6 separate regions of the Homo sapiens genome follow, and regions 1, 3, 4, 5 and 6 are each linked to region 2. The links are chromatin loops, found by intact Hi-C in ENCODE. Cell type or tissue: heart right ventricle. All regions are shown on one strand. Links, peaks and the distances in the headings refer to the core of each region. The heading gives the core; the rest is flanking DNA. Region 1 overlaps SIPA1L2 (signal induced proliferation associated 1 like 2). Region 2 overlaps DISC1 (DISC1 scaffold protein). Region 3 overlaps SIPA1L2 (signal induced proliferation associated 1 like 2). Region 4 overlaps DISC1 (DISC1 scaffold protein). Region 5 holds the start of DISC1-IT1 (DISC1 intronic transcript 1). Region 6 overlaps LOC101929902 (a long non-coding RNA gene).

Region 1 (5,329 bases), core at 184-5,183, 560 kb before region 2:
GTTAAAATTCACACCACCTGACTTTTGTTCCAGAGCTCTAGCCTCTGCTCCAAGCTGTCTCTCCTTAAATGTAATCCTGTTCCAGAACTGAACTGGAGTTAGACAGCACACTGCTGGGCATTTTAAACAGGGTTGGAACTTGCACACTGCCATTTAGAGATATGCAGAGATCATAGGGAAGGTCATGCTTAAATCTCATAAACCAACCCCAAGTTCAGTGGCATACCTTTGTCATTCACAATGTAGTACTCGATAATGTTAGCTTGCTTATTGGCTTCAGTTTCATTATTATTGCAATCTCTTAAGCCACTTTGCTAAACAATTTAAAGTACTGAAAAGGACTTAAAGGCGATTTAGCCCAATCACCCCATTTAGCAAGTAACTGAGGCCCCAGATGGTAAAATGTGAGCTCTTCATAAATATTTGGTGCCAGAGTCAGCAACTGAGTCCTTGTCTCTCACTTCTAATCCAGCACTCCCTCTTGTTCATATGAAAAGGAAAAAGGAAATCAGGTATTGCCATACTGACCATGATCAGGGTAAACTGCAGGTCTTTGTGCTTCTGTCTTCCCTATAGTAAAACAATTCTGCAATTAACCTAATTGTGTTTTTAGAACAACACTCTAATTAGACACTACTGCAAAGCTGCTTTAATCTGATATGCCTGTAATCAAGTTCTGAAGAACCTGCTGGTGGTGTGTGAGGAGGGAATCCCATAAGAACTCCATCATAATGAGTCTTTTTTAAAAAACTTACATCAAGTCATGTACATGATACTGTATAAGCTTGGGTGCAAAGGCAGACTGTTGTACAAAGAGTGTAAATAGCTTTTCTTTTTGGAGGGTTGAACTTCTTGACATGTGTTTTTTCTTCTAAGACAAATCACCTTCTTTTCATGATGTAAATTTAACTTTGTAACTCACACACATTCCAGTTACCTTTCATCAGTTGGAAAGACTTGACAGAATGGAAGGAACACACACAATAGGAATATTTTTAGACTTACTGCTACATTCATAAATGTAAATAGCCATTTCTTTGTTTGATGATGTGAACATTCTGGCTTTTACTATTGTTTACCTAAAAGGATTGTGGTTCAGTATGCAAAGGAAGTAGTTGAAAATTCAGATTTGATTTAACTTTTCTTGAGTATTTGACCACTCATTTCTTAGTAAGAATTTTCCTTACCCTATCTGTAATTAAACACAACAATAATTTTAATGGTTCATTTAAGTCTGGTTATGATCCATTATTGTAACTCAATTTTCAACAATTATACAGACTTTGGCAAGTGATACTTTTTTTTTTTCCAAGACGGAGTCTTGCTCTGTTGCCCAGGCTGGAGTACAGTGGCACGATCTCGGCTCACTGCAAGCTCCGCCTCCCAGGTTCATGCCATTCTCCTGCCTCAGCCTCCCTAGTGGCTGGGACTACAGGCGTGCATCACCATGCCCAGCTAATTTTTTGTATTTTTAGTGGAGACAGGGTTTTACCATGTTAGCCAGAATGGTCTTGATCTCCTGACCTCGTGATCCACCAGCCTCTGCCTCCCAGAGTGCTGGGATTCCAGGCATGAGCCACTGTGCCCGGCCACAAGTGACACTTTTAAGTGGACAGTAAGACTTTATTGGACTGCTGCTGATTTTTGGAAATGTGTTTATGTGGCCGGCAAAGCTTCAATGTTCACAATTAGTCTTATTATTATTTAGATTAGATTGAACCTCACATGTAGTTGATTGGTAGAGAAATTGCCTAATATTACAATGTAGTCATTTCAAATTAAAATCAAACCAGTATTATGTGGAGCTTTGAATAACTATTGCCTGAAATGGCAACCTTATATAACTCCAGGAACTATCACTGCTATAAGGTTATGGAGGTTTTATTTAACATTTCAGAGTTAATAAAGCTGTGCATGTCTAATTCATGATAATATTTCATAGAATGTCAAAGGAGGAAAACATAAAATCTAATAACTGCACCCAAGCCCTGGTGTATTTGCCTTGATCCCCTGCATGCTGCGTTTGGCATTCTTGAGCTAACAGAGAAAACTCAAAGAAGCTATCACAATAGTATGTGAAACCACTGGACTTAGTCCAACAAGCCCCGTGCATTCGTTTTTTTAATGTCTGTTCCCTCCTCGCACCTTGTTTAAACCCTAGTTTTCGTTCTATGGGAACCTGTCTCCAAGGAGGTCGCTTTACCGCACGCTGTCTGACGAGAGCATCTGCAGCAACAGGAGGGGGTCCTCCTTTGGCAGTTCCCGGAGTTCCGTGCTTGACCAGGCCCTGCCCAACGACATTCTGTTCAGCACCACCCCACCCTACCACAGCACGCTGCCTCCGCGGGCCCACCCCGCACCCAGCATGGGGAGCCTGAGAAGTAAGTGAGGGGCTGGCTGCTCCCTGGCCAGCGCCGAGGGTGGGCTGATCGCACAACTCCTGCCTCATTGAGCTCTGAGGGTGGAGTGATTTAGGAGTTTGTTTTTGTTTTTATTAAATATATATTATTTGGTGTTTTAAATAATTTTCAAATATAGAAGCCCCAGAGTGGACATTTTGAAAAAGTTAGGTAACACTACCTATTTTGAAAGCAATTGAGAAACTCATGTTAGATATTTCTGTCAAGTCCAATAGTGACTTCTGCATCATATCTCAGCTATCATATCTATAAAGGAAAAAAATGTCTTTAGCCTGATTTAAAAAAAAAAAGAAAAGACTGATGTAAGGAGTGGGTTTTCCAGTGGGTGACAGCAAGGAGGGACATCTGGTTTTCTAGCCTTCAGTTTCTTCGTGCAGTTCAGTACCTGGAGATGGGGAGGTGGCACGTGTGCCTCGGGAGACCTGGCTTGTAGACTGGGCTTTACCCGTGGGCGGCTTTGTGTTCCTGTGCAGATGACGTGTGTTCTCTTGTGTCCCCGCTTATTTCAACTTACTAGTCACAGGTCAACCTGACGATTTCTAGATGATTTTCCTTCAAATCCTAAAAATCTTTGATTTTTATGTAGTGTCAAGTCTTCATTAATGTCAGTTTTTAAGGGCACTTTTTTTTATGTTAGCCTTATTTCCTTTATACATAGTTATTTTTGTACAGAAAAAATGGGAATTTAATCAGAAATCTATTCATTGCCAAGTTTTTTTTCATTTCATCACAGAAAATATCTTTAGAACCAATTCGAACTTCATAATACACTTAGAAGTCCCAGGCTAAATGAAATCAAAGTTCTAATAATATTTCCAATGTTTAACATAATTGGAAATGAACCTTATCTCATAAAATTCTTAATCTACTTCTTTAAGTAACATAATAACCTGCCTGTTATAAAGAGTCCATTTACCTAAATTGAAGAAACCTTTAAACGCCTTCTTGACAACCATGTGAAAGGTCAGCCAGACCTAGGCCACTTTCCTAATATTTCTCCAGCTGTTTTCTCTTTTTTGTAAAAGGTAACTTCAATGTCCTCTTAAAAGCTTTTGTAAAACCAATGAACCTCTATTTTCCTGCAAGTGTTATTTCATTTACAGTGTTTGAAGTGTGCTTGTGAACTCTCTGTGGTACGTGTGTTATGTTGGTCTTACATTCTACCCTTCATTTTGTTTCCAGGTGAAAGATGTATGTCCTTTTTTTTTTTTTTTTTTTTTTTTTTTTGTTAGCTTCACTTAAAAAAAAATAGACTTCTTAGAGCAGTTTTAGGTTCACACCAAAAAATACAGGGGTTTTCCATATACCTCCTCAACACATTTTCCCCACTGTCAACAAACCCCTGCCCTCAAAGAGTGGCAGTGGTACATGTGTTATAATCGATGAACCTATGTGGACAGATCCTTATCACCCAAAGGCCCTGGTTTACATTAGGGTTCGTTCCTGGTGGTGTACATTCTGTGTGTTTCTAAAATGTGTAAGATGACATGTATCCGCCATTACAGTATCATTCAGAGTAGTTACACTGCCCTAAAAATCCTCTGTGCTCTGCGTGTTCATCCCTCCCTCCCCTCTAGCTCCTGGCAACCACTAATCTTTTTACTATTTCCATTGTTTTGCCTTTTCTAGAATGTCGTATAGTTGGAATCATGCAGTATGCAGCCTTTTCAGACTGGCCTCTTCTACTTAGTAATAAGCATTCAACTTCCTCCATGTCTTTTCATGGTTTGATAGCTCATTTCTTTTTACAGCTGAATAATATTGCGTCATCTAGATGTACCGTAGTTTGTTTAGTCATATACTGGAGAACTGTATCCTTTTTTAATGTGTTCAAAGGCACAATTAGGAAACAGTCAAGTTATACTGTTCATTCACTGTCCTAGCTGAAAACTGCCTCACTTGTCTTCATTTTTACTTCTCTAGAAAAAGCACTAAGAGTTTTCCTTGCCATTTGCTCTCTTTAAAGAAACCTTCTTATTTGGTGATACATCTCCTCCAATAGCTACACTTAAGAAACTACTCGGAAAAAGTTCTCTAGGCTTGATGGATGAACTAACAAAATATAAATCAGAAAACTGGAGGTAATTTGTATTGAAGTGTATTCCCCTAAAGACTTCTGATTTCCAACCTCCTGTCCATGGAAAGTTTAAGCTTCCAGAATCTAATTGTTTGGAGGCCTCTAGTTCCCTGGCCTTCTGACTACCACAATCGCCTATGTGATTATAGATGCTCCTTGACTTACGATGGGGCCATGTCCAGATAAACCCACCATAAGTTGAAAATATTGTAAGTTGACCACGTATATGGCGACCTAACCTACTGAACATCATAGCATTTCCTAGCCTACCTTAAACGTACTCAGCACACTTGCATTAGCCTCTAATTGGGCAAAATCATCTTGCAACACAATACACTATACAATATCAGTTATTTACCCATGGAATCTCGTGCGTGGCTGACTGGGAGCTGTGACTCACTGCCAGTTCAGCATTGCGACAGAGTGTCATACCGCCTATCACTAGCCAGGGAAAAGTTCAAAATTCAAAATTTGAATTATGATTTCTACCGAGTATGTATCACTTTTGCACCATTAAGATCTACTCAAGACAGGTTTTAATAATCCTCTTCTTTCTATGGTTTCTGGCCATTCTGTAGACCCTCTCTAAGAAGATACCACTCTTTAAGAATAGTTTGACAGTCAAAAACTAGAGCAGCCCAAAAAGCTGAAATGTGAGTGTTAATGCCCAGAAGATGTCTTTGAGCGAGAAATGAGGAATATTTGAAGTTGCCCAGTAGTTTCTCTTAGTTTCTCAGAGAGATATAGCTTCACTTCAAAACTTGGAGCAGAGGTTGGTTCCAGATGGTTTTGAATTGCTGTGTAGATAGAGTTGGGCAGAAAACTCAGAAAG
Region 2 (5,329 bases), core at 66-5,065:
CCCCTCCAAAGCTAAAGTTAAGATTTGCTCCCCAATGTTTAAGGTGGAGCCCAATGGGCAGTGTTTGAGGCATAGGTGCAGGTCACCCTTGAACAGATTAATACTCTCCCTCGGGGGTGAATGAATTCTCACTCTATTAGTTCCCCTAGAGAGCCTGGCACCTCCTCCTCTTTCTTGCTTCCTCTCTGGCCAGAGATCACATGGCCAGAGAGGAAGCAAGAGAGAGAGGCCCTCACCAGATGCAGATGCCAGTGTCATGCTTCTTGTACAGCCTGCAGAACCATGAACCAAATGAACTTCTTTTCTTTATAAATTCCCCAGCCACAATTATTCCATTATAGCAACACAAAATGGACTAAGACGCTATTCATTAAGTGGAAATGGATCATCATAAAGGTCTTCATCTTTGACATCTCTAACACAGGCCTGACTTATATTTTTGTTGAGGGCCATTTTTACTTTTTGCACTTCACACTCAAGACAACCAGCAAGTCTGTTCCTGAGTTAAGTGTCTGTAAAGACAAGACAGACTCCCCGGTGGTTGTATATCTTTCAGGCATATTCTTCTCCCAAACCCAACCATCTTCTTCCTTCACCACTTTTCATTCACTCATTCATTCATTCACTCATTCATTCAAGCAAGCTGATATGTTTGACATGCTGATATGTAGTCTGTGTCCCAGACTAAATGTCTTCAAGATCAGCACTCTCTATCAACCTTCTGAAGCTTCTCATTATGGGTCCAGCAACGTGGCTTCTTCCTCGCATTTAGGGCAGCAGGGTGGGGGACAGTACATACCCCTGCTCTTGTCCTGATTATTATTACCCCATGATTGCATTTCCCCATTGCTCCTCTCAAAAATGTATAACCGGTAACTCTTTTTTTTTTTTTTTCCTTTTTAGAGACAGGGTCTTACTCTGTCACACAAGCTGGAGTGCAGTGGCACAATGACAGCACACTGAAGCCTCAAACTCCTGAGCTTGAGCAATCCGCCTGCCTTAGCCTCCTGAGTGACCAGGACTATGGTTGCTTACCATCATGCCCAGCTAAATATATATATATATATATATATATATATATATATATATATATAAGAGATGGGGTCTTGCTATGTTGCCCAGCCTGGTCTTGAACTCCTAGCCTCAAGTGATCCCCACGTCAGCCTCCCAAAGTGTTGGGATTATGGATGTGAGCCACTGCGCCTGGTTTGCTGACTCTTTCTAAAGGCCCTAGATTTCATTTCATGTTATCATCTTCTTCACCTCTCTCACAAAGAGAAAAAAAATAAGGTTTGATTAGGCTGCCAGCTGTTTTGAGGATGCATAGTTAAAGGCTGGTCTAAGCACATCCCAGGACTGGAAACTTCCATGACAATGGCCTTGAAGCTCAGTATTGCCTAGCAAAACCACCGGCAAACCCTTGAGAAGGAATAAAGAAAGAGATGAAAAATAAAGGAAAACGATGAAAGAGGGAAAGAGGAGTTAAGGACAGAGTGGAAAAGGGGAGGGAAAATACGGACTAAGAGTGAAAACTGGAGACAAGATAGGAAAGCAGAATCTCTTCTGACCTAAAAAGGGGAGAACGGAGGGTTTGGGGCAGGTGCTACCGAGCACTCTCCTTTGCCCACCTGAGAATGCCAGCCACATGCATGTGACTTCTTCTCAAAAGCAGAAACAACTGTTTATTTTTTTATGCCTCTGAGTGGGAGTGTCCTTGAGGTTTTGTTTTTTCTTGTCCCCCAGCCAGCTAAGCAGGAGCTTTAAAACACACTCAATGCCAAAGCACACTTATTGCAATACAAATGGAAGATTAGCAGAGGAATGCTAAGGGGACAGTGGCAGCTTTTTTCTCTCCCTTGCGAATAGCCAGGTTTGAAGTGCTCTGCTCACCTTCTACAGATAGTCTTAACCAAGCTGATGATTCAGGCTTGGTGGATTAAAAAGACTGTGTCCTTTCATTAAGCCATACATAGTGCTCCAACTGTTTCCTAACCAGGGTTTCCAGTTCTTCAGTTTGTAATCATTTGCAAGGACTTAAAACTTTTCTTTCTAAACAAATCTAACTGTATGGGAAGATCTATCAACAACAGGAGAGGAAAACTGCTGACTTATGGGTAACACGACAATAACAAATGGGCCACAGGGCTGTGTGCCCAAGACTCATCTTTTTTTTTAAAGCTTGAAAATGAATTCCTCCTGTCTTGCACACTCAGGAGGGTTTACTAGCAGCCTAATTAATTAAGAGCATCTATGTATCTGATGGGGATGCTCCCATGGCTGGAACAGGCGCTCTCTGCTCCTCCTGGGTACCTCACTATTCCCTCTATTATTATTATTTTTTAAACACAGTTCCAAACCACTTTTTACAGCCTCCAGGGTCTAGCTACGGGAAACCTTCCACGAATCAGCCCCAGTTCTTCTATGCTGCCTATTCTCATCTGAAGCAAAAGAGGTACATCCGTTGCATGCTAAACAATTACTTTCTTTAAATCTTTCTCATTTCCGATCACATGGAATGGCAGTGTGATAGCTAACCAGACATGTGAATAAGTCATGGAAGATTTTTTTAAAGCAGATTTAAATAAAATATCCCTCATTATGGTGCTTAATTCCATCTACTGCTAAGAAGACAGCCATCTGGAGAATACCAGCAAGGTGGGTATTAAGGAGGCATGCGCACCCCATAACGTAACACTGAAGCAGAGGTTTGACGCCAGGCCTCAAGAAGACTGGTGATGCTATCAAGAAGGAATGTAATTGTGTTGATTTATGTGTTATTTTTATTCTGTATTTTAAAGGCATGAAGACTGGCTATCCCGAGGTGATAAATGAGGTCTTAGAAATGGCATCTTTCTTTTGAAGTTTGTCCCACGAAGTTGTACCCTCCTGCGGCAGAGGATGAGCAGACGGTAAGCTTTGCCACAGCGCCCTCTTGTGTTCAGAGAACCGCAATGACAACATTTCCTCGTATTAAGAAACTATCATGACTTTAATTACAGATTAATTATACCCTTTCGTCAAGGTTGAAAGAAGAATCCATACAAAGCACGACGACTAGAAAGTCGAAGACATGCTTTCTTTTCTTTTTTTCTTTTTATTGTGACATCATGTCTCTTCAATGCCCTTTCAATTAATAGTAGTTGAGCGCTGGGGGCTGAAGTCAGACTCTCTGGGTTCAAATCACAGTGCTGTGTCCTGCAGGCTGTCCTCAGGCAAGTTGCTGACTTCTCTGTGTCCAGGACTCTGCATCACAGTACTTATATCCTAAGGTAGTAGTGAACATTAAATATTAAGGACTTCGAAAGTGCCTGGAGCCTTGTAATAAGTGTTAGCTGTTGGTCATTATCATTGATGTTATTTTTTTTAATAAATCAAAGAATTGTTACATTTCTGCTTGAAGTGACTTCAGAGATAATTAAATCCAAGTTTTTCATTTTGTAGATGAGAAATCTCTGGTCCAAAGGAGCAAAGTGAACTGCCTACAGTTGCCTAATTAGTCAATGGCAGAGCTGAAACTGGAATTTAAATCTTCTGGTTCTCTAGGGCCCGGGTTTCTGTCTTTTCTGGAGAACAGCTCCCATAGGAAGCTCTTTTTGCTCTGCACGTGCAGGGGGTAGACTTGCAGGAACTTCATGCAGGGCCCTGGGGGGATGTGGGCCACTATGGGAAAGGCACTGAGCCACACACACACACCAGGCTCAGAGGTCTGGACACAGGAGTAATGAGTTGAGTAATCCCTGTCCTTTTTTGCCATGACAATGAGATCGATAATCCAAGACTTACAGAACTGGATGATGTGAACTATAGTCTGCCTAGAAATATTGGTCTTAACCACTTTCAGGAAGACTAAAATGACCACACACATATACAAAAAAGTCTAATGCTTGTAAATCTGTTTTTAGAGTACCAGATTCCTAAGCTGCCATATCTTCTGAGATAATATCCAACTCCAAAGCTGAGCTTCCAAGAGGGCCTTGTATGAATATGGAACTAAGAGGCACACTGGCTGCAGACCTGACTTCTCTCATGTACTGTTTCTGTTCATTTTCTTTTTAAAGAAAATATCGTATCACAAAAGGACAAATGTCATGTGATTCCACTTATATGAGGCACCTAAAGTAGTCAAATTCAGAGACAGAAAGTATAACAGAGGTTGCCAGAGGCTGGGGGAAGGGAGAATGAGAAGTTATTATTTAATGGGTGTGGCCAATATTGCCAAGGAAATAGACGTCAGTCTACAGATCAGTTAGTGTTTACATTTTCAAAATTCAACCTAATGTTTATTAGGCTAAAGATTATGTTATCTTGAATTAAGACTCATAATACAACAAAGGTTTAGCCTCCCATCCTGGGTGAACCTCTGGGATTTCTTAACCTCCTTTTGATTTTCTGGCATCACTGAAAGCCGACATATAAACAAACCAGTGTAACACAATCACTGCCCAATGTATTGGTGGTCTTTGGCAAACATGAAGAGTGGGCATTAACGAATGATACTAGACAGTTCTCTTCCCCTGCAAAGACATGTGGACTTCAAATAGGAAACATCAGCATACAGCAATTGTCAGACTCCCAGGTCAGCATGTTTGTTTGGAAAGAGCTCTAGAGTGAAGACCGAAAGACAGGGTTCTGGCTCCAGCTCACCTACACACTTGTCGGACCTCGGCAAATGGAGTGAGTTCTCTGGGCCTTTGCTTGCTCCTCTCTAAAACAGGGACTCAATAGGTGATCTCTAAAGTCCTTCCGTGATCATTCTGTGACCTGGGCCCAATACCGCTCCAGGTCTACCACAGCCGTGGTGTGGAGTGCTATTCATAACTACATAACTGAGAAACTTTCAAAGGAGATTTAATTGTACTAAGACTACCATGCAACCAAATAAAATAATTAGACTGCTACTTTCTCCTTCTGGAGTAATCTGATATTCAGGATGAGAGATTTAACATAGGATTTTATATATCAAAACAAAAATAAAATTGGAAGGAACAATATACAAGAATTTTTGTATAAGGAAGCCTTCTTAACATCTACCTTTCTTTTTAAACGGTCATCACGTCGTTCAGTACCAAAAAATGGTGTCCACCTCCTCAGATTTTTTTGTTGTTGTTGTTGTTTTATTTTGTTTTTGAGACGAGTCTCCCTGTCACCCAGGCTGGAGTGCAGTGGTGCGATCTTGGCTCACTGCAAGCTCTGCCTCCCGGGTTCATGTCATTCTCCTGCCTCAGCGTCCTGCGTAGCTGGGATTACAGGCGCCCACCACCACACCCAGCTAATTTTTTGTATTTTTAATAGAGACGGGGTTTCACTGTGTTAGCCAGGATGGTCTCAA
Region 3 (5,329 bases), core at 133-5,132, 540 kb before region 2:
TCTCCTAAAGATTTTTTAAAATGTGATGTGTTCCCATATTCTGGGCTCTTTACAGAACAGAGGGTTATGTTGGACACCACTGCAGCCCAGACCTCCCCACCCAGCCCCTAGAGCAGCTCAAGCCCAGCCAGGATTCTGCCCCCAGCTCTGCTGTGCAGGTCACATCATAGTAGAAGTTGGCAGGGCCCCAACTATGTTGTTGATCTTAATTAAATAGCAAATTACTTTATGCAAAAAGCCTACTATGCAGTACCAAATTGGTAACATGATGCTCAGGAATGTATAGTTATAGAATGTTTATCATCTTATGGAAGATTCGATGTGTGGAGCTTTACAGAATTAGTTGAAAGACATCTGCCTGCCTAGGGCAGGTGTGTTAGCAAATGGAGCCACATGGATGGAGAACTCTTAATGCAATCAGTAGCTGGGTGCACTCAGGAGGGCCCAGGCCTCTGTCAGGGCACTGACGGTGCTTTCAGCACCATGGCCACAGCCTACAGCCTTGGCTTTCCTTCATATGTTCCTGGCAGCTTCAATGTGACCATCCTTTTTAATTAACTGGAAGTGTATGACCTGCCATAAAGCAAACAAGCAGGTAGCCTCATTAGGAGGCTTGTCCAGCAGCCAGAGGGAGGCAGAGTGGGGTAAATTAAGAGTGGAGCACCCCTGACACGGATCCAAGTGCAGTCTCTCCAGAATTAACCAATTCATAGGAAAAGGACTGCCACAGCACTAACACGCCTGCTGTATACCTCAGATTCCTACTGTAGATACATAAGTGTGCTCAGAAACCAAGCAGAGAGACTCCAGGGAATGAGGGTGAATTGATCATGGAATAGATTGCGAGGTTCTCACTTCCATGTGGTTCAAAAACAGAATATTTTCCTGCATGCCATTCAGCATTTCTGGATTGCTGTTCTTGGTCAGTGCTCAGCCCCCAGAGCTGGGCCAGTCTGGCGCCCATTCTTAAGACTATTCTATTCCCTTTCCTTCCGACCTCTTAAAACATTGAATATTAAGTTCCTAGTGCCAAGAATAAAAATGTCCTTGTGCTAAGATAAGGCATTGTAGTCATACTGATCATTGGTGCTACTGCTATACATACTGAGCCCCTCAGATCTTCCTTTAAGGGTTTCTAGTGAGATTACTTAGCTAATCTCTCTTACCACCACTCTCTTTGGATTTGTGGAGTGAGTCATTTAAGTAAGCCCACAGTTGTGTATGCTCATGGTTGGATCCATGTGTGTATGGCATACCACATGTCTTTGTTGTACCCTACAGCCCCGCTTCCAACCAACAGTGAAAACATGAAATGTGTCATCTCATTGCATTGGAGTTACATGATACTGGCTCTCAAGGGTTTCCCCTGGTCCATCACACACACACACTACTTCACACAGCCGCATTTTGTGGGCCCCCGAGATTCTCAAGTATAGAGAGATACTCCTGTTCATAGGAAAATTCTAAATCTTATTTCAGGTCTTGACTCAGATGAAGAACTGGGGCTGCTCTGTCACCACACGTCCTATCTAGGTGATTGTCTGGGGCTGCTCGTTGGCTCCTGATATCCTGTAACCTTTTCTGTATATTTCATGTGTCTGCACGTCTGCATGGTTATTCACGCCCTGAGGGTTGGGGGTGCACAGCGGGACATGTGTCCTGGCTGTTCTGTCTCCAGAACCTTCTCCGGGTTTGGGGAGAACTTGAGAGAGAGGTCCCTCTCCTTTGTTCTGTCAGTCGAGTCATTATCCAACTATTATTTCATGCATAGCCAGCAGCTTTGGCATTTCTTGGGATGTGGAAAGAAGAAAGCAAATTGGCTGTAGCAAATCCAGTGTCTGCTAATTGTCCCCATGGCTGTGATGTGCATAGGCCATACAGCCCAGTAGGAGGACAGCCAATCTCCATGCTTTCTCCTTCTCAGAAGCTTGCCTGAATTTGTTTTTCTTTGTTTTGCTCCAAAACAAGGCAGTAACTGGTTTGAAGGGGGGAAAAGATTTTATTTAGCTATTGCATTTCCACAAAGAAACATTGCCTTGCATTGATTACTAACCCTTCTTTCTGTGTGTGTTTCTCCCCTCCCCAGACCAGAGGGTGGCATCCTTCTGCACCCTGACAGATATGCAGCATGGGCAGGACCTGGAAGGGGCCCAAGAGCTGCCCTTATGTGTAGATCCAGGCAGTGGCAAAGAGTTCATGGACACAACTGGGTATGTGAGCCCCTGTGGACCCCTCCCTCCTGCTGTTCCAGGCATGATTAGCCAAGATTCGGCTAACCGACTAACCCTGAGCCAGGCGGGCGACCATATTGCACCATGCCCTTTCCCAGTCCTGAAGAATCCAGAGAAGGGACTGAGTGGGACTACTTGGCTCCCTGCCCTGCTGTGGGAGACCGCTCTTGGCTGCATGACCCCTCTGCTCCATGGGCACACCCTGCCTGCCAAGACTTGTGACCCTGTGCCCATGGTGACGAGCCTCACTGTCAAAGAGGGCAAGAAGAGGCCTCAAGGTCAGCGTCTGCTGCTGAATTACTGCAACAGCACCATGCAGGGATAACTCGCCGATTGGCCTTCCACCTGCCAGGCTGCACATGCTCACCAGCCCAGGGCATGGCCCCTCCCAGAACCTGGTCCTTGATCCAGCCTCATGCCCTCCACTGAAATATGTTGGGAACACCCCACTCTTTCCCCTATATTCATGACATGTTCATTCCCCGTGAAATGTGTATTCTTTACCTCTGTCATCCATTCTTAATTCCAACTTCTATGTGAGCTGAATATAGAACTTGGAATTAACTTCATTAACTTGCATGTTCACATTGGTAACGAGCTTCATAATATTGTTATCATAGGGAAAGGCAAATTGGGGAAATTGACTGGTTCCCAGGACTTCATTTGGGTCTTCCTTGTCTCCATTGGATAAACCAACTTAAATAATATATCTTTTGTTTTCCTACCAACTCGTATATCTATAGAGTTTCTGCATCTCTTTTTAAATCAGTAAAGTCCCAGAATGGGCTTTCCACTAGATCAGCAATATGGACACTTTCCCATTCTGACATAATATAATATATCTGCTTGCTGGGCTCTAAGCACATGAAATAATTTTTTCGAGTGAAAACTTGACCAACAAAAATGCTCGATTGACTCTCTTGAATCTTTCTAATTCTATCCTTATTTGCTAGGGAGCGTTCTCCATCACCACTGACCGGGAAAGTCAATCAGCTGGAATTAATTCTTCGACAACTCCAGACCGACCTTCGGAAGGTAATCAATTGGAAGAGCATAATCAGAACTGTTTCTCTTATAAAATCAGCCCCTTATAACTACTACAGATAAATTGAAAAGACTCAGGAAAGAAAACTGCCTTACACAAAAACCAATGATAAATACCAACAGATGCTCCTGAGGTCTCACTCCATCTGCTGACCTGCAGCTGATGTATTTCATTTTGTGGGATGCAGGGATCTCAATGGATATGAGTAAATGAGGATGAGCCCTTGGTGTGGCAAATCTTCAGTGTGTAGTAGAAGCATGGTGGGCCAGCATTTTTTAGTTCAGTGAGTTATCAGTTGCGCCAACTCTGTATGAGATGACCTCAGAGGAGTCCATTGCTGCCAGAAAGCCTGGTCTCTATGAGTCCTGTCCTCTGTCTTGAATCAGCTTCACAGCCCTTAGAACTTCTGCTGTACACATCAACCTGCACATGGTCTGTCCTCAAAAGAAATTAAATTCTGTATCCCACAAATACTTGGCTGAGCTCTGTTCCATCAGCCCTGTGCTGGAGAGCCAGTTGGCTGTCCAGGGAAACGGAATGGGGTGCGGTAGCAAGCGGGAGGGCATCACAGGAAGGTTTTTGTTGTGATGGTTTGGTTTGGTTTGGCTTATGAAGAAGGGAGAAATTGTAGCTGGTGAGAATGCTGAGGAAAGGATTCAGTTGGGAGGGAAATTATGATGAGGGTGAAGAGCAAGTGGGTGGAGTTCTGATCTAGTCACAAGGAGGGAGCTGGCCTTGGATAGGAGTAGGGACAGCTCATACATAGTTACCAGAGTGGAGCAGAGTATGTGTGCACATGTGTGTGTTCATATATGCACATGTTCATTCACATACACAGGGTCCAGACAGAGATGTTGGCAAATTTCTCTGATTGTTTCTTTTCTTTCTAGTCATGAGCTAAGAGTGGTGGGAGTATAAGAGTTTTGTGGATAGCGGATATGGGTGCACCACAGCGTGTAAACCAACCGGGTTTAGGAGACTTGCCCAAAAAAAGCTAAAGCACGTTTGAATTTGGAGCATAAATTAAAGCGATACCTGTTTTCCTGGTCGTGTGTTTTTTCCCCAGCTTGGGTGACCAGCTGTCCCAGTTTGCCCGGGATGGAGAAGTTTTCTAGGATGTGGAAGTTTCCATATTAGAACCGGCAAAGTCCCATGCAAGCTGGGATGGCTGGTCACCCTATCTCCAGCTGCAAGTGTAGAACCGTTGGAGAGTTGAATTTAGCCAATATTAAAGTTTAGACGGGAAATCAAGACGAGAGAGAGAGAGAGAGACAAGGACCCTGGGGCGTGTACAGGGCATGAATAAACCAAAGAACCTGGAGTCCAGGCTGGTTGAAGAGAAATAATGTCACTGCTGGGGAATGGCTGGGTTGGAGGTGTTGGTGGACAGTGAAAATAAGAGTAAGATTGATAAGATTGATGGAGTCTATCATTACTGGAGGAGTGGATACTGGAGAAATTATTTTTAAAAGACTGGAGGTGGTGGTCAAGAAGTAGGAACTTGAAACTTTTAGGAAGAGGTGCAGTCATTGACAATAGCATGGTATAGGATGTGGTCATGGGAGTGGGGGTTGAGGAGGGTGGGGTTTGAAGATCACTGAGAGAAAGCGATGGAGAGGCTGAACGGCCAGAGTGTCAGATGGAATATCTCAGTGGATTCGAAATCATCAACACAGATGACAGGAGTGGGATGGGGAGAAAAGAGCAAACCAGGTTCTAGAATCTTCCCGTAATGATGGTTGGAACTGGGGATACAGTAGATAATTGCAGCCAGGAGGGGTAGCAGGTCTCATGACCTAATGGCACGTTTTTTAGAGGAGCTGGAATTGTAGGAAGTAGTGGAGATCTGGCCTGAACAATAGAGGATGCACTGTCTGCCTGCCCGACCCCCATAGTGAGCTGCTGGGGACGGTCTCCTCGGGAGGGAGCCAGGATTCACTTAGAGCACGAAGACGAAAGGAATTTCAGGAGAGACTGAGCGTGCACAAGGTCTTCTTGGCAGAATCCAAGTTCATGGATCACAATAAAAGGTTTGCAGGGATGTGGAGAGGTG
Region 4 (5,329 bases), core at 226-5,225, 150 kb before region 2:
ATGGTTCCAGGAAATACCTGGGGGCCGGGTGGAGGAGGGGGTGTGGAATGACCAATGGCTGGCAAAGCAGAAACACCAGCATATTCAGAATGGAAGGCATTAAACGATTCACTGAAAAAGGCAGTGCAGTAAGTCTTGGGTAGAGGTAAGATAATTTCACACAGGAGCTTCATGGAACTCCAGTGTTCATCTCCTGCCTGCTCCTAGTTAGGAAGGGCAGGAATAGCTCACGACCAGCTTATGGGGGGACCGGAAGCTCCTGGGGAGTGGAAGCTCTTGACTTTAACTGCCCTGGCTGCCCAGTGGTGGGGAAATCAAATGCACTGTAGCTGTGATGAGGGGGCAGGGTGCTATCTGATTTTCCACATTACAAAAATTCTCAGCTACTCCCAGGACACCACTGAGGATTCATTGGATAACACCTCCTCTGTTACAAACGCAGAAAATGAGTCCTTGCCATTCAGGCAGACGCCATCCTGCTATCGATCCCTCAGACTGCACCAGTGAATGACAAGGAATTTCCAAGGTGAACGGCGTCACCAAGAGCCCTGAGGTTGTTTTCCTCAGAAGCGCTGAACTATTTTTAATTAGTGGAAAAAGGGCCACCGTGAGGCCCTGGAGCATGGAGCAAGGTTCCACCATATTCCGAAAGAAGGAGAAGCCAGCAGATCAGAGGAGTCCCCTTCCTTCCCTTGGGCAGGTGAAGGAGGCTGACAAGCTGATGACAGTAATTAACTGAGAGAACAAGCAGGAGCCAGCTCACTGAACAGAAGAAACACCTCTCTTAGCCACCTGCCAGCTTGTCCCTGGACTCTGCTTTCTCTCTCAAATTCAGTGGCCAGGGCCAGGCCAGGGGCAGGGTCCTGGTAAGCCTGCGCAGTTCTGTTTCTATTGGTCAAGTTGCATTTGTTTCTTCACTTCTGTAGGCCAGTTATATTTAAATATCCTAATTATACAATCTAAATAAATACTATGTAGAGCGATGAAATATTAATGTGAAAACAAGTGCTTGTTTCCATAAAAAGCAAGCTGGAAACCTTGGAAAGATTCAATAACATTTAAGAGAGAGGGGGAGGCTGAGAATTGTTTTGCAAGTGCTCTTAACGTTTCCAGCCCACTTTAAAGACACCAAAAGTGGAAACTGTTAATGATGCATGATAGGTGAGGTTTACACAACGAGGGTCATGTGAAAAGCCAATCAGCAGGCTCTACAAACAGAAATACTTGGTCCTATATCGAATGAATAGCAAATGAGAGGGCATGTTTTCAGCTAGAAACAAAAAGGTTTAAAATACGCATGCATCATCTTTTATGACTCTCTGTCTTTTCTGACTTTTTAATTAACCAACCAATTACCAACCCTGGTTGCATCCTGGTTGCTTCTACTGCTCTGCTCTTGGGAAAGATGGCTGGGTTTGCAAAACTTCAAAATGTAGTGGAGATAGAAGTTTTCTTCATGTCCTAGCTCTTTGCTTTCTCCCCAAAGACATTAAACAAAAAGAGCAAAACCAGCTGATGGGTAAGTGAACATTTTTCCCTTGTCAGTTCTTTTCAAAAGTGGGAGAGATATCAAGAGATCACACATTTAGGGATGTGCTCCTTGGAGAGTCAAAGTGAGTTTCCAGCTGTCCCAGGGCCAGTAAGTGTCAGAGAAGAGAAAGAATCAGATCTGCACCCATTATGGCTGAAGAGGAAGCACTTTTGCCCAATAAAGACATTTCTAGATATAGAAATCAGTTTAAGACAAGGAGGACAAACATCTTCATTGTGGATCACCTTTTCCAGCTTTTTTTATGTGAAATTGAGTAAAAAGGAATGGAGATATTTATGTTGTGGCTCACAGTATGATACCCCTAAGTGTGACACTTTGGTATGCCTGAGTACTTTGAACCAAAGGAGATTGGAAGGCCTCAGAAGCAAGATCTCTCTGCCTTCTCTTGCCCTCCCCTCTCACACTCCTTTTTCTCCCTGGATGCAAGCCATAGAAACCAGAATTCCTCTTCCTCAAAGCCAGTCTTAGAAACTAGGACTCCTCTCCCTCAAAGCAAACATAAAACCTAGAAAGGTCACTCTCTTCCTTCTCCCTTGAAGGCCCTCCATTTAGAGGAGTCCGGCCCCATACCCAAGAGGAATAAATACTATGCAGAGCGTCCAAGAAGAATCTGAACAGACAGGGCTTGCTGGTCCGCTCACCCCCCAGTCTATAACCATTAGATCATACCCATTTTGTCCAATCACATTCCTTCATAGCTGACTATTCTGCATTAAATCTGAGCATAAAAATAGTTTTTCCTGGGTCTTTGGGTCTTCATTTCTGAAGCCTCCTGTGCCATGTAAAACTCTGATTAAATAAATGTGTTATGTTTTTCTCGTTAACTTGTTTTTGTTATAGGAGTGTTAGCCCTTAATGATGGCTGAGGAAAGGTATCACACCTTTCCACCCGTAAACTTAAAATGCTTTTTGAAGACCTCAATCTGAACAAATGAGGCTACCTGGTTGCGTTGTGTCTTATTGCTAATTCCGTTCACTGCAGCTGTGTTCACACACTGGCTACTCACATACTGCACGCAATGACTCAACATTGCCAGGTCCTCTTTTGGCCTCTTTGGTGAGAGCTACTGGCTCAGAAAGGAAGCAGCTGGGATGAGAAGTCTGGGAGAGTGGTACTGTCCAGGGAGCCCATTATGTAGAAAAAGCAATGGAAACAGAAAGCACCCCGCAGGCTAGGTTGCAGACAGGAAAGAAAAAAATTACGCAGGTATTATGGCCAGAACAGCCCGTACAAAAGAGCCACTTCACAGCGGAGGAAGCCTGGCTCACTGATTTCCCTGGCTCCTGTCTGGCCCCCATTCAATTTCTGTAACATCTACGAACCAGGGCCAACAGCAGCTGATAGTTTCCAGAGTCCTCAGAAAGGCTTGGAGGAGAGCTGTCATGAAACTGGAAAAGAAAAGGGCTCTTACAATTCGAGGAAGTTCATGCTAAGATTGGCACTGAGCCCTGTTGCTGACTTCCTCTGTAACAAAGTCCAAAGCAAATTGCTTCACCTTAATGGGCCCAGCTGTAAAATGGGGGAATGGTGCTCAGCAGCCTGGCAAGGACCGTAGACCCAGGAAGGTGTCGATCAACGACAAAGCCCTTGTGATAACAAAGTATCACCAGAATGCACATCACCACGTTGGCCAGATAAGCACGGGAAAGGCTTTGAAAACTCATCTTCCTGTGGACCTCTATAAGAAGTCAGTAATTTTTCATGGAAGATTTGGGTCAAAAAGAAATTGACTGCCTTCAGGGCATCAAGCTTCAGTAGAGAAACCAGTATAGGATGGTCAGACCCAGCACGGAGTTCTAAAGCAAAACCAACCCAGAGCTGCAAAGCGAATAGACATTTTAGCCACAGGATAAATGCAAAGTACCCAGACTTCAATGGCTCCCGGAAAACACAGGCAGGAAAACAAAAGCACCTTCCTAATGAGGCCCTTGTTATCATTTCCCCATACCTTCTGTAGTCTAAAATCCTGGACCCGAATACAAACGGGAGTTTTCCTTCGTTAAACCTTTCTCTGACTGGGTATCTTCCACTAACTCATTGCTCATGTCTACTTCTTGACAAAAAGTGAGTATATTATACATGTAAAGGAAAATGTAACAATCTCAAGCACCCCCAAACTCCTTATGCAAAAGGGAAAGTTAAGCCTGGAGACTGAGTCATACAAACAAATAGCTGTTGCTAGCATTATGCATGCAAAAAGCATTTTAGAGATGCTTGTGACTGCCAGAAAGAGTGATAGAAACAAAAGTTAACACAAATTAGCCTCTACTAGGTATGCGTCTCTCACTTCGTGATGCATCCTTTTATTTAAATCTTCATCACAGCTTCATGAGATAGTTTTCATTATCCTCTTATGTCGTGGTGGTGTTTTTCTTAACAGATGTGGAGATGCGGCCTGTAAGAGGCCTAACTGAGGATCACGGCAGACTCAGACTCAAGCCTTGTGCTCTTTCCAGCAGGCCACACTGCGTTTTGATAGCCCTGAGACAAAAGCACTGACTCAAACATCTATAGCCCGGTTTTTAAATAGGTAGACATTTAAAAAAACTTTTTAAAATAATTGTTATAAAGTCATACACAGTAAAATTCACTCTTTCTGATGTAAAATTATGGATTTAGACATACACACAGTCACGTAACTACCACCACAATCAAGAGAGAGAATACTTCTATCAACCGCCCCCAACTTCCACGCACCAAATTCCTTCCTGTTGCTCTTGTAATGAGTCCCTTCCCCTTTCCTGGCAACAATTTATCTGTTTTCTGGCCCCATAATTTTGCCGTTCTCAGAAAACATTGTCTTAAAATCCATGGCACTCATGAATTCAGAGAACGGCTGCCCTCTCTGTGAAAATAAATCCAGCACTGCGATACAGGAACAGGGAAATGATACTGAAAGCCAGCAAAAGCTGTAAGGTCCCCTCTAAAGCACCCACTCACCCCCAAGAAAGCAACAAATAAATGTAGGACATCCTCAGCATTTCAATTGGTGGAGAGGATCTGGGAGGCTTTCTGGGGGACCCCTGGAGCACCCAAACAGCAGCCACCACAGGACCTAGGATAAGGCTCCACTCTTTTTTCATCCTTGACCCCAAGCTTCCTATTTTTCAACAAATATAGCTCTGTGTTCTTATAGCCAGATAGTGAAATTGACAGGTGCTTATAATGCTATGCAGGAAAACGAATCCTCCTATGCCTGGGAAAGTCTGTCCCCAGAGAACCTGGAGGGCTCAGGGCTCAGTGGGCAGGGCAGAGAAGGAGGGAGAAAGGGAGGGAGAGAGTGATGGGGTTCAGAATACACTACCCCAAAATATGGCACCTTGGCATTTGAGGAACAGCAGAAGCAGGAAAGTCTCTCTGACCTTCTGCAGCCATTCTTTCCTGAAGCAGGCCATAAATAATTATCTGACCTTCCTCTAAAGTAGATTATAACACCCTCATCTTTAAAGTGTACAACCTATACCCAAAGGAAAGGAGTATCCTTATCTCTGAAGACACAGGGATGCAGCGAAGAATCCGAGCAAACAGGCCTTGCTAAGCTCCCCCCAGTTTATTGCCATTAAATCATACTCCTTTTGTCCAATTATACTTCTCCACATCTGTCTGCTATTCTTCAAACTTAAGCATAAAAATACACTGGTTTCTGTTGCTTTGGGTCTTCATTTTTGCAGGCTCCTGTGTCATGTAAATTTTATATTAAGCACATTTGTACATTTTTCTCTTGTTACTCTGTCTGTATAGGTGCCTCAGCTGAGAACCTTTAGATGGGTAAAGGA
Region 5 (5,329 bases), core at 125-5,124, 60 kb before region 2:
TGTCTGTGCTTGAAGCTGCGGCCGTGCTCTGAGGCAGCGCAGTGCCATGAGGGCTCATTAAGCCTGGGAAAAATAACAGCACAGCGGCAGACTAATAGACGACAGCATGAATGATTCAAGCCGTTTTCGGCGTCTCAGGGTTAAAAATACATTCCTTTGGCTGTGAGATTGTGTATTGTGAACAAGACTACTCAGGGACAGGATTTCCATATTTTGTCAGGAGTGGGGGAGGTGAGTAGGAGAGGAAGGATGAAAAGAACAATAATGCTACTTGAGGTTGCCTCCATGAAGAGCTAACTATCCTAAATATATCTGCACCCAATACAGGAGCACCCAGATTCATAAAGCAAGTTCTTAGAGACCTACAAAGAGACTTAGGCTCCCACACAACAATAGTGGGAGATTTTAACATCCCACCGTCAATATTAGACAGATCAACAAGACAGAAAATTAACAAGGATATTCAGGACTTCAACTCAGCTCTGGACCAAGCAGACGCAATAGACATCTACAGAACTCTCCACCCCAAATCCACAGAATATACATTCTTCTCAGCACCACATCGCACTTATTCTAAAATTGACCACATAATTGGAAGTAAAACACTCCTCAGCAAATGCAAAAGAACGGAAATCATAACAAACTGTCTCTCAGACCACAGTGCAATCAAATTAGAACTCAGGATTAAGAAACTCACTCAAAACCGCACAACTACATGGAAACTGAACAACCTGGTCCTGTATGATTACTGGGTAAATAACAAAATTAAGGCAGGAATAAATAAGTTCTTTGAAACCAATGAGAACAAAGTCACAACATTGTAGAATCCCTGGGACACAGCTGAAGCAGTGTTTAGAAGGAAATTTATAGCACTAAATGCCCACAGGACAAAGTGGGAAAGATCTCAAATCGACACCCTAACATCAAAATAAAAAGGACTAGAGAAGCAAGAGCAAATAAATTCAAAAGTTAGCAGAGGACGAGAAGTAAATAAGATCAGAGCAGAACTGAAGGAGATAAGAGACACGAAAAACCCTTCAAAAAAATCAATGAGTCCAGGAGCTGGTTTTTTGAAAAGATTAACAAAATAGATAGACCGCTAGCTAGACTAATAAAGAAGAAAAGAGAGAAGAATCAAGCTTGCACATTTCAAACGTAGGTGGGCACAGCCTTCCATACTGAGGATGCCTATGCAGAAAATAACCAAAAATCATCTCCTGCTGTCACTGCCCTTTCACTGACACTGCTTACTGAAAAGCCCCCCAACAGGACAAGAACATTATATTGAGAAACACTGTGTAGAACATTTGTTTAAATATCATGTCATCCCTATCTTTCTATGTGCCTTGCCTCTCCAGTTTTAATAGCTGAGAGCAGAAATCAAGTCTGATACTTTGTCCTTTTCTATGCCTTTCAGGGCCCTTCACTGAATGGGTGTTTGCTCTAAATTAATGGAATAAACACCAGAATGGGATGTTAGGGAGACTATAGAATAAATCTCTCAAGAAAAGTTTCCTAAATCAGAGTGCATGCTCACTTTGTAGGGTGGCTTGGATACAGGTCCACAGGAGAACTGCTGAAGGGAGTTCCTAGGTCCAAGTAGACAATGCACATCCCACCCTGGAATTGCAAAAGACAGAGTGGCCTGGCGGGGCAGCCCTCTGGAACTATAGCATCAACTTGTGGTGAGACAATGGCAAGGGGTCCAGCCAGGTATAGGTGTTGGGAGACACTTGAGCCTGCTCCGAAAAGGTCCTGATCAAGGGGGTCCAGCATTTGGAAACTAGTTCGTGGGCTCCTTGCCTATCTCCTTTGTTGCATAAAAATCCACGTGCCTAGCTCTCGTCGCATTTTATCAGGGCCCTTTACTTACTTGTGTGTCCTCTCCATCAATGACTTCCTTCGTATTCCAAGTACTTGGCATGGTTCCTGGCAAAGCATGGTTACCCATAAATAGAACACAATGAAGGGCAACCCAGGAGCAGGGAATGTTGGCAAGGTAGGCAGGTGGATGAGGGGTTTCAGGGAAGGATGGCTTTCACAAAGAGAGAACTACATGACACAGGAGAGTAATATGGAGTCCGCAATTCTTGAAGCATTGTACACATTACCAAGGCAGAATTTGATACCAGAACATGATAAAGGTCCAGCTACTCCAGCTACTCTGGGAAGAAATGAGGTCTTGGGAAGTTGAAGCATCAGGCTATGCAGAAATCTACAAATAACAAAAAATAACCTGATGATCCTGCTTTTTAGTGTTCTTAACCTAGAAATGTGTGAGAGTGCCTCATGCTTTGGGTCAGGATTGGTGTTAGGCTTGTAAGCCAATACATGGCTATAAATGGAAATTGCATGGCCACAGGGGTGGAAACCCAAACAGGGAATGAGAATGCTGAGCCTCTCCATCCTCTGTGACTCAAAGAAAAAGGGATTCGCCTTTCTAGTTGGAGAGCAACTAGTTGGAAGGACAATCCCTATACTATCACCATCCCCAAAGGCTTTGTGAGTGGGTTACAGAAAAGCACTGCAGCCAAAACTCTCACCACAGTGAAAGCCACGGTACCTAGAAAGCATCATTGGACTATCTGGAATTCTAAGTAAAAATTCCAGGAGGCCAATAGCCTTCTGAGAAAAATACATGAAGTGATGAAGACAATGCTTCCTCCCCTTGGGAAAATCTCATTCCTCAAATCTGGCCTTCCTTAAAGGAGGTCACAAAGGGAGCATGAGAAGTGAATTCACATTTGAGCCCTCTCTCCACCTAAGCTTTTAGTCCTTAGATTTAGTGGAGGAATAAATCTCTGCCCTTGCCTTTAAATTCAAGGAGCTTCCCTTCTCTTTTGTTCCCTGAGCTTGTCTTCTATTGCTTGTAAAAGTGCTATTACTGCCTCATCCTCCCTTTCAGGCTGATCTATTAATATCTGGACTCAAAGTAGCCACTGAAAATGTCAATTCATCCCTGTAGTGGATCAGGTACAGATATGACAGCCTGGGACCAGTCACCAAGTTTATAGAAATGGTGAGTCACAACAGCTACATCTCTAGATCCAAATGTCCTGTGCCTTAAGTACAGCAAGTTGTTCTGGTGAAAGAATGCACAATGAAGACAGGCTTCTGGGAAGAGCCTTTGTTCCTGCCATAACTGACGTTGCAATACTTGATCTGGCATTGTGAGTCTTCCTTTCCAGAATTTTGTATATTATACAAAATATTACACATGGATAACACACTAGTTTTTTTTACGTAAACCCACTTTTGATAGGGTTTTGAACTGTAGACACTCTATTGATCCCAAAGGTATTAATTTGCTTATTCCATAATAAGCTTTCTGTTCTCTTAAGTCTATCCACAAATGGGATATGTAGAAGAGCTTTTACTTTTTCACCAAGTTCATTTTCAGTACGTTAACTGAGAGCAACAATCTTGGGTTGAAAATATTCATAGAAATGGAATAACTAATTCTCTTCAGGAACACATAGTTCCATGCTGATAATCACCACAGTGGCAGCCAATTGCTAGCACTGAGTGTTTATTATGGGTGAGATATGGAATTAGTTGCCTAATGCTGCTATGACAAAGTATCGAAAACTGGGTGGCTTAAAACTACAGAAACTTACTCCGTCATTGTCCCAGCAGCCAGAAATCCAAAGTCAAGGTGTTAGTCCAGTGGGTTCCTTCTGAGGCTCTGAGGGAGAATCTTTTCCGTGCCTCTCTCCCAGCTTCTGGTGGTTGTCAGCAACCCGTAGCATGCCTTGGCTTGAGATGCCTCACTACTGTCTCCGCCTCCATCTTCATATGTCATTCCCCTCTGTGTGTCTGTGTCTCATATCTCCCACTCCTTTCTCATAAAAAATACTAATCATTGGATTTCAGGGCCCATCCTAAATCAAGGATGATCTTATCTCAAGATCCATAAATCTGCAAAGATCTTATAATCCAAGAATGGTCACATTCACAGGTATCAGGGGTTAGGATTTGGACTTATCATTGGTGGGGATACAATTTACCCCATTACAGGCTTAATAGGAGGCATGTTACATGTGTTGTCACCAGTGGAGGGGAAGCTCTGAGGTCATCTTGTCCCACACTTTCATGACCTGTGAACATCTGGGTAATATCCCTGGTAGCAGCCATTCAGCTGCACTTGACTCTCTGCAGTACAAGGGAACTCTGAATTCTGTGACAGAAGCCATTCCAGCCCCAGTCCACTCTAGTGGTTCTAAAACCTTCCTGAGTGCACAGCATCACCATGCAGGTGGTAGTTCTGTCATCATCGTCACCGTTTTTCAGATGAAGAAACGAAGGTTTGGAGTCAGATGTGACTTTCTAAGATCATGCAAGCAGTGAGCAAGCCTTGAAATCCTGTGTTCGGGTTGGGGCCCGTATTTTTAACTGTATGCCATTCTGATTTAGCAAGAAGAGGATAGGGGAGCAGCCAAAAGTTTCCAGATGAATTCTTCAGTCCCTCAGTAGCACCATAAACACGAACCTCTAAGTGCAGAATCACCTTGCCACACCCAGTGCAATTTTGCCCTCACCTTATCCATAAGACAAATGCTGGTGCTAGGTCAATAACTGGAACAAAAGAATCATTTAAAAAAAAAAAAAAAAAGGCCGGGCGCAGTGACTCACGCCTGTAATCCCAGCACTTTGGGAGGCCAAGGCAGGCAGATCACGAGGTCAGGAGATCGAGACCAGCCTGGCTAACATGGTGAAACCCCGTCTCTACTAAAAATACAAAAAATTAGCCAGGCATGGTGGCAGGCGCCTGTAATCCCAGCTACTCAGGAGGCTGAGGCAGGAGAATGGCGTGAACCCGGGAGGTGGAGGTTGCAGTGAGCAGAGATCATGCCACTGCACTCCAGCCTGGGCGACAGAGTGAGACTCCATCTCAAAAAAAAAAAAAAAATTGTTGCAAATGTCCATATGTTGCAACATCATGGGCAGTAACTTCACTCTTCAGAATAGCCAGAGAACTCCTATCTCTAAAGGAGAATCAGGATTCTCAGTATCACCGGATCTTTTCTTGCCTTGAATTGTTCACATGACCACATTATCCTCATTTCACCCACACAGATACATTCACACCCACCCCCAACACACTCTGCTGAACATCGCACAAAGGCTTCAATAGATTTTCCAGGAGAAATATTTTTGTCCCGTAACTATGGCACTCATATGTGCCTTCTTTGACAAGAAAGCCCCTTCCACTTCCGGTTCCAACATCATGAACAAACACACAGCCTCCTTTGTATGTACAGCTGTTCGTGCTCGGCCACAAAGGGCCCAGGAGCAATACATGGGGACTGTCCTCCCAAGAACAGATGGG
Region 6 (5,329 bases), core at 186-5,185, 440 kb before region 2:
CTTAGAGAAGGTGATGTATTTTCCTAGGTCTAGACCAAGGGGAGGGGAGTACACAGAGGGTGAACAGCAGGGTGTGGAAAGCCTGAGAACCACCCTAGAATCTGTCTGCCATCATTTCAACATGGTATACGTTTAACTATTTCCAGCGCCCAGATCTGCCTTAGGGGTGAGACCACTGATAATGAAACCCTTTGGTACCCTGTTCTTTTCAGTAAGCCCTTTGGATGGAGTCCTGTACAGGTTACCTGCAGCCAAGCAGATGTCCTTCTTTCTTAGTGGTACATTTCCCTGTAGAGTAATGAGCTATGACCACATGGGTTGGTTTTTTTGGGGGGAAGGCAGCATTCATGACAATAGTTTACTTTATACAATTGGCTCCTCATCACTTTGGCAAAATTTAACCTTTAGTTTGCAAAGAAGCCACTCTAGCTGAACATAGGGGATTAAAATACTTGTTTTTGAATTTGTGTATATGGATAAAGTTCTAAAAAATACAATGCTGTGCCAAAAATGGCGGTACTTGAAAAAGTTACAATAGCTGGCCTCTGTTTTTATAATGTAATTTCAACTGGATTTCCTTTGGCCAGCCTGAGTATGTTTTAGCTTACTTAAACTCAGATTGCTCTGCATTTTCTCCCAAAGAGATGTCCCTGCTGCAGTCTTCCTGGCGTTCTATTTGATTAAGACACTTTCGAGGTTGCTGTTCCTTTGACTTTTACTGATGTGAGAGCAATTAAAAGAAAATTGACTGACTCACCTTCCACCTCATCTTTCTTTGACTTGTTTGCTTCTATTTTCCATTCCATTTATTATTAATAGAGTGCTTATTTTCATAGCTTCTGCATATTTCACAAAACCAAATAAACAGCTCTTCCTCTTGGAAGAGGGGAAGGGTGCCGGTTGCCATTAAACCAGTGGTCACTCACTTCCCAGCTGGTTATGCATCCCCCTTGTCCTTTGGGACTTGATCCGGGAGGAAGCCAAGAGTAGTGTGAGGGGGAGGAATCAGAGGAACAGAAGGAGGTGACACAGGAGAGGGAAAAGCTGCCAGCCAAGCCTGGGCATGGAAGGGGATTGGGTGGGAGAGGGGGTCTCCTTTAGTCATTCAAGCAGAGCACCCCAAACAACCCTGACAATGGTGCAATGTTCAAGGTTACAACTCTCCCTTGGTTAGCTCTGGGGGATTAACTCCAATCTCCTGGGAACTCTCAATTTGCAAGCTTTTTTTTTTTTTTTTTTTTTTTTTTTTTTTTTTTTTTCAAAAGAAGGGCCTGGCAACAGGGCTTCCTTTGACATAGGAGAACTGGAAATGTTTCTTTTTTCCTCTAAGTTGTAAGGAACAAAAGGGAACAACATCATTAACTATACACTACCTAGACATGCCCAAATCGTGTATGTTTGTGAATTTTCAGTAATGCCTGTTGCCTTCCCCACTCCCCACTCACCCCATTGCTGTCTTCCAAACACATAATGCGGCCCGAAACATTTGAAAGACAAAGCTGCAGTGGTGTATGTTGACCCTGGCCCTTGATGCCTCCACAGAGTTCTCTGAAGTAAACATGTGAGCTGAGAAGCCTTCTTCCATGGGCTATAAATCTCTGTAAGTGCTGCTGGTTCTAGTCTCCGGTCTCTGCTGGAAGCCACAGCTGCGGGGGAGACACTTCCCAACTTTCACTGCTTGGGAAGGGTCAGAGATCCCCCCTGGAGCTGCCTCTTCCCTGTGACCCTGACAAATGGCAAATGGCACTTTCTCTAGGCAGCAACCTGCCTCCAACTTTCTCACCAATACCTGGAGACTTCCTTCCTCAGGCTGACAGCCAAGTGGCCCGCCGGACCCGCCTGGCTGCCAAGTGGGAGCAAACACAGGATGTTATTTCTGTTCTTAGAAGACCAGGTTCACACACCACAGCCAGGAGTGTGGGAAGGGAGAGGAAGGGCCTCCTCTCTGGCATCCAGTGCTGGCCCCAGTGGAAGTACTGTTTTCGTAGTGGGAATGAATGGGTTGGTCTGAGGCCCTGGGCTCCTACCCAGTCCTCTAAAGAAGAGAAGGCAGCCCTAGGGCATTTGCCAGACCTCAGGGAAGTGCTCGCTTAGTCCACAGGGAGGTGCTGAGGCTCAGCTTGCTTGGGGCCAGATCCACCCAAATATCCCAAGGCAAGCAAATCCTCAACAATCTTAAAATATAAACCCATAAATAAAGTTCTATTGGCAGCCTGCTCCATTAAAAATAAAAATACTCTGGGAATGACTTTTCAAGGCAAATGCTGGAAAAAGAGCTTCTAAAGGAACAGAGCAGAGGGGAGAATCAGGCAGTGCCTAGCTCTAGACCTGGCTGCAGGCTTAACTCCGTGCGTCTCAGATTTACGCTGCCCAGTTTGATGTCTTCTGGAAGCAGGAAACAAGTTGGAAGGGTGCTGGGCTTGGGAGTCAAAGGTGGATTGTGGGAAAGTCAGTTTATTTCATTTTATTTTTTTCAAATTTTATTTTAGATTCAGGGGGTACATGTACAGGTTGTTAGGAAAGTATATTGCTTGACGCTGAGGTGTGAAGTACAATTGAACCCCTCACATAGGTAGTGAGCATAATACCAGATAGGTAGGTTTTTCACCCTTGACACCCTCCTTCTCTCCCCTCTAGGAGTCCCCAGTATCTATTGTTGCCATCTTTATATCCACGTGTACCCAATGTTTAGCTCCCACTTATAAGTGAGAACATGTGGTATTTGGTTTTCTATGTCTGCATTAATTCGCTTAGGTTAATGGCCTCCAGCTGTATCCATGTTGCTGCAAAGGACATGATTTTATTCTTTTTATGGCTATGTACTATTCCATGGTACTATTCCACGATTTCTTTATGCAATCCAACACTGATGGGCACTTGCTATTCGTCTTTGCTATTGTGAATAGTGCTGCAATGAACATATGGATGCGTGTGTCTTTTTAGTAGAACAATTTATTGGGAAAGTGAGTTTAATCTTTTGTTCAACAAGCATGTATTCAGCACTTCTGTACGCTGTCATAAAGAAGGAATATAAAAATAAAGATAATAGGATCCCTGCCCCATGTGGCCCACATTCTAGGCGGTAGAAAATAAATAGGTAAACAAATGAGACACTTTAGAGCAATGAGTCTCATGGAGAGCTTAAAGAGAGCAGGCCCCGTGGCAGAGAGCCAATCTGAGCAAGGGAACTTTAAGCATATACCTGGGCTTTAAGAGGAAGTCAGCCACAGGAAAAAGGAGTGACACATTCAAACACTCGAGCTGGAAACCAAGGGCTCACTAGGTGAAGACTCAATTTCCTCACCTGTACAGGATATCACTGAGGCTCTCATAAAGAGTGAAAGTACATTTTGTGCTGCCTTGCTAATGTCTAAGAACTTGCTCAATGGCACAGCTCCCATTCCAGGGCTAAATTCTGGTGGTGCTTGATTTCCACAACAAGAACTCACACAATGGTCTAATTCCCCCTTTGAACCGCTCCTAGCCAAGTCTTCCAGTTCTCTGTTTTTCCCACCTTGTTAGCTTAAGAGACTTCACATGTGCCTGCCAATAGCTTCTGTACCTGATATTGTTCTCTTGAGCTCCCTTGAACCCAAAGCATAAAGAGAAAGGTGTGTGTGCACACGTTCTTGACCACACATACTTCTCTGTGTATTAACCCAGGTTTAATTTATGTCATGTGCATATACCAATGTGCAGAACATCTTTGAGAGTCTCTTCTATAAACACCCATGGAATTATTTACTTTGGTCTCAGTTCCTTTTTTGCAGCAGATTACCACCTAAGAGATCCAGGCTGTGTGTTGGTCATGCCTACATTTAAGAATTTCCAGAGATGGCTTCCCCAGCAGTCTTGGTTGCTGCCCTCCTAGGACCAATTTACCTTCTAGGCAAGATGCTCTTCCTTCCATTGGAGCCCCCTCTTCCTGCAACTCATTTTCTCATCCCCATTTCTTGTCCTCCCTGGAGATAGAGAGCAAATGGACAGCTCCTCTTCATAAGAGTCCTTGGTGGAATCCATGACTAGGTTGCCCTTGAGATGCTTTTTTTCCAAACTAAACAGCTCTATTCACCTTTGTCTTCCCCCAGGGGACTCTAAAGAACAGCACAGCCAAGCAGAAAGGAACAGCAGGAAGAGGCCCCTGCAGCGATCAGAGATGGATAGCAAACAGGGCAACCCCCACCAAAATGCCAGCAGCCCCAGGCTCTACAGCCCCACACTGGGCCATCTCCTCACACAGGCTCGGCCTCTGAAACCAGCAACATCCAGAACAGCAGTAGCATTTGTCTAGCTTTGCCTCTGGGTCAGGCACTTCCATGTCATTCTCACAACAGCACTGTGCAATAGACATCATGATCCCCATTTTGCAGATGAGGGAACTGAAGTTGGGATAGGGAAGATGACTTTCCCAGGGCACCTGGTACAGCTGAAATTTGAACTCAGATCTGATTCTAAAGTCAGCTCCACAACTGAACAATTTAAAGCAATGGTTGGCCATCTGCTATTTGGAAAGAGTCTTTTCCTTCTAGGTTCTGTATGTTGAGCAACTTTTGATAAGGAAGAAGATGTCAATACTAGAAGCTTAAATATAATGGGAAAGAACTCCGGAATAAGGATAAGAGATGCCATTCATGGAGGATCTTGCTGGGACCAAGAACTTTATCTGCATTATCTCATTAATACTCATGATGTCCCTACAAGGTAGACATTGCTATCCCCATTTTAAAGATTAAAAAAATCAAGGCTTCCATTAGTGAAGTAACTTGACAAGTTCAAGGGCTTCCATTCCTGCTCTGGAGGGTCCTGCCTCCAAAACTCTCAGTCACTACCCTTAATGCATGAAAGGTCATTTCAGATGGAAATGTATCACTCGAGACACACTTTGTCATCATAGTCCAAATGACACATACCTAGTCTGTAAAGATTTGCTGATCATGCATTAGCCTTTAATGCCACATGTACAAAGAGAAAAATTAGCATGAACAGACAGCGCTAGTTACAAATAAAAGGATCATGAGTCACCATACTTCTCAATCTCTGATACTCCCTGAATGATAAAATACAAGTCTTGTAGTGAACCTAGGAAGTTTGTCATTTTACCTTGTCATGATATACTACAGCAAAAATGTGCCAGACCAGGGAGCAGATCTGACTAGAGTCCCGGCTTTGACACCGACTAACCGTGTGAACACAGCTAAGTTGTATCACTTTGCCAAACACTGGTTTCTTCTTGGATAAGACTGATGTAGTAATTATTACATCACGCTATTAAATGTGTCATATTATTGCCTAATAATAATAATTTCTATCTTGGTATGAATGCCCACTG

Evidence for each region. Hi-C counts contacts between places; a loop is a spot of excess contacts. Peaks named below come from ENCODE experiments on the same cell type or tissue, not always from the same donor. Only the 100,000 strongest peaks of a DNase experiment are listed, where the experiment ranks them.
Region 1: it touches region 2 in a loop (2.8-fold over the local background); 8 of 110 quality-filtered maps call a loop at or near these places.
Region 3: it touches region 2 in a loop (3-fold over the local background); 9 of 110 quality-filtered maps call a loop at or near these places.
Region 4: it touches region 2 in a loop (4-fold over the local background); 9 of 110 quality-filtered maps call a loop at or near these places.
Region 5: a loop joins it to region 2, with 10 times the contacts of the local background. A loop is called at or near these places in 26 of 110 quality-filtered maps.
Region 6: it touches region 2 in a loop (4-fold over the local background); 31 of 110 quality-filtered maps call a loop at or near these places.

What each region holds. Positions count from the first base shown.
Region 1 is chr1:232,422,641-232,427,969 of GRCh38, reverse strand. It overlaps SIPA1L2 (signal induced proliferation associated 1 like 2), which reads left to right. Exons shown (of 23, transcript NM_020808.5): 18 at 2,162-2,381. Among named protein-coding and RNA genes, the nearest start is that of SIPA1L2, 200 kb to the left of the region's middle. In heart right ventricle, for the core only: no CTCF peak of the experiment used is centred there; no DNase peak of the experiment used is centred there; H3K27ac peaks cover 1,810 bases.
Region 2 is chr1:231,864,458-231,869,786 of GRCh38, reverse strand. The region is part of intron 9 of DISC1 (DISC1 scaffold protein); the gene reads right to left. The region is part of intron 12 of TSNAX-DISC1 (TSNAX-DISC1 readthrough (NMD candidate)); the gene reads right to left. Among named protein-coding and RNA genes, the nearest start is that of DISC2, 49 kb to the right of the region's middle. RefSeq lists a silencer at 110-159. In heart right ventricle, for the core only: CTCF peaks have their summits at 2,736 and 2,935 (motif pointing left); a DNase peak (open chromatin) is centred at 2,926.
Region 3 is chr1:232,400,329-232,405,657 of GRCh38, reverse strand. SIPA1L2 (signal induced proliferation associated 1 like 2) reads left to right here. Exons shown (of 23, transcript NM_020808.5): 20 at 1,480-1,533; 21 at 2,087-2,210; 22 at 3,185-3,266. Among named protein-coding and RNA genes, the nearest start is that of SIPA1L2, 230 kb to the left of the region's middle. RefSeq lists enhancers at 1,009-1,178, 1,908-2,077. In heart right ventricle, for the core only: a CTCF peak has its summit at 2,048; DNase peaks (open chromatin) are centred at 504 and 2,163; H3K27ac peaks cover 1,370 bases.
Region 4 is chr1:232,010,558-232,015,886 of GRCh38, reverse strand. All of the region lies in intron 11 of DISC1 (DISC1 scaffold protein), which reads right to left. All of the region lies in intron 14 of TSNAX-DISC1 (TSNAX-DISC1 readthrough (NMD candidate)), which reads right to left. Among named protein-coding and RNA genes, the nearest start is that of DISC1-IT1, 87 kb to the right of the region's middle. In heart right ventricle, for the core only: no CTCF peak of the experiment used is centred there; a DNase peak (open chromatin) is centred at 2,806; H3K4me3 peaks cover 1,042 bases; H3K27ac peaks cover 4,026 bases.
Region 5 is chr1:231,924,239-231,929,567 of GRCh38, reverse strand. The region is part of intron 9 of DISC1 (DISC1 scaffold protein); the gene reads right to left. All of the region lies in intron 12 of TSNAX-DISC1 (TSNAX-DISC1 readthrough (NMD candidate)), which reads right to left. DISC1-IT1 (DISC1 intronic transcript 1) reads right to left here and starts at 3,734. Exons shown (of 4, transcript NR_126441.1): 1 at 3,618-3,734. In heart right ventricle, for the core only: no CTCF peak of the experiment used is centred there; no DNase peak of the experiment used is centred there; H3K27ac peaks cover 3,205 bases.
Region 6 is chr1:232,303,110-232,308,438 of GRCh38, reverse strand. It overlaps LOC101929902 (a long non-coding RNA gene), which reads left to right. Exons shown (of 3, transcript XR_001738524.2): 3 at 4,089-5,329. Among named protein-coding and RNA genes, the nearest start is that of SIPA1L2, 320 kb to the left of the region's middle. In heart right ventricle, for the core only: CTCF peaks have their summits at 1,892 and 2,091; a DNase peak (open chromatin) is centred at 1,928; H3K27ac peaks cover 2,454 bases.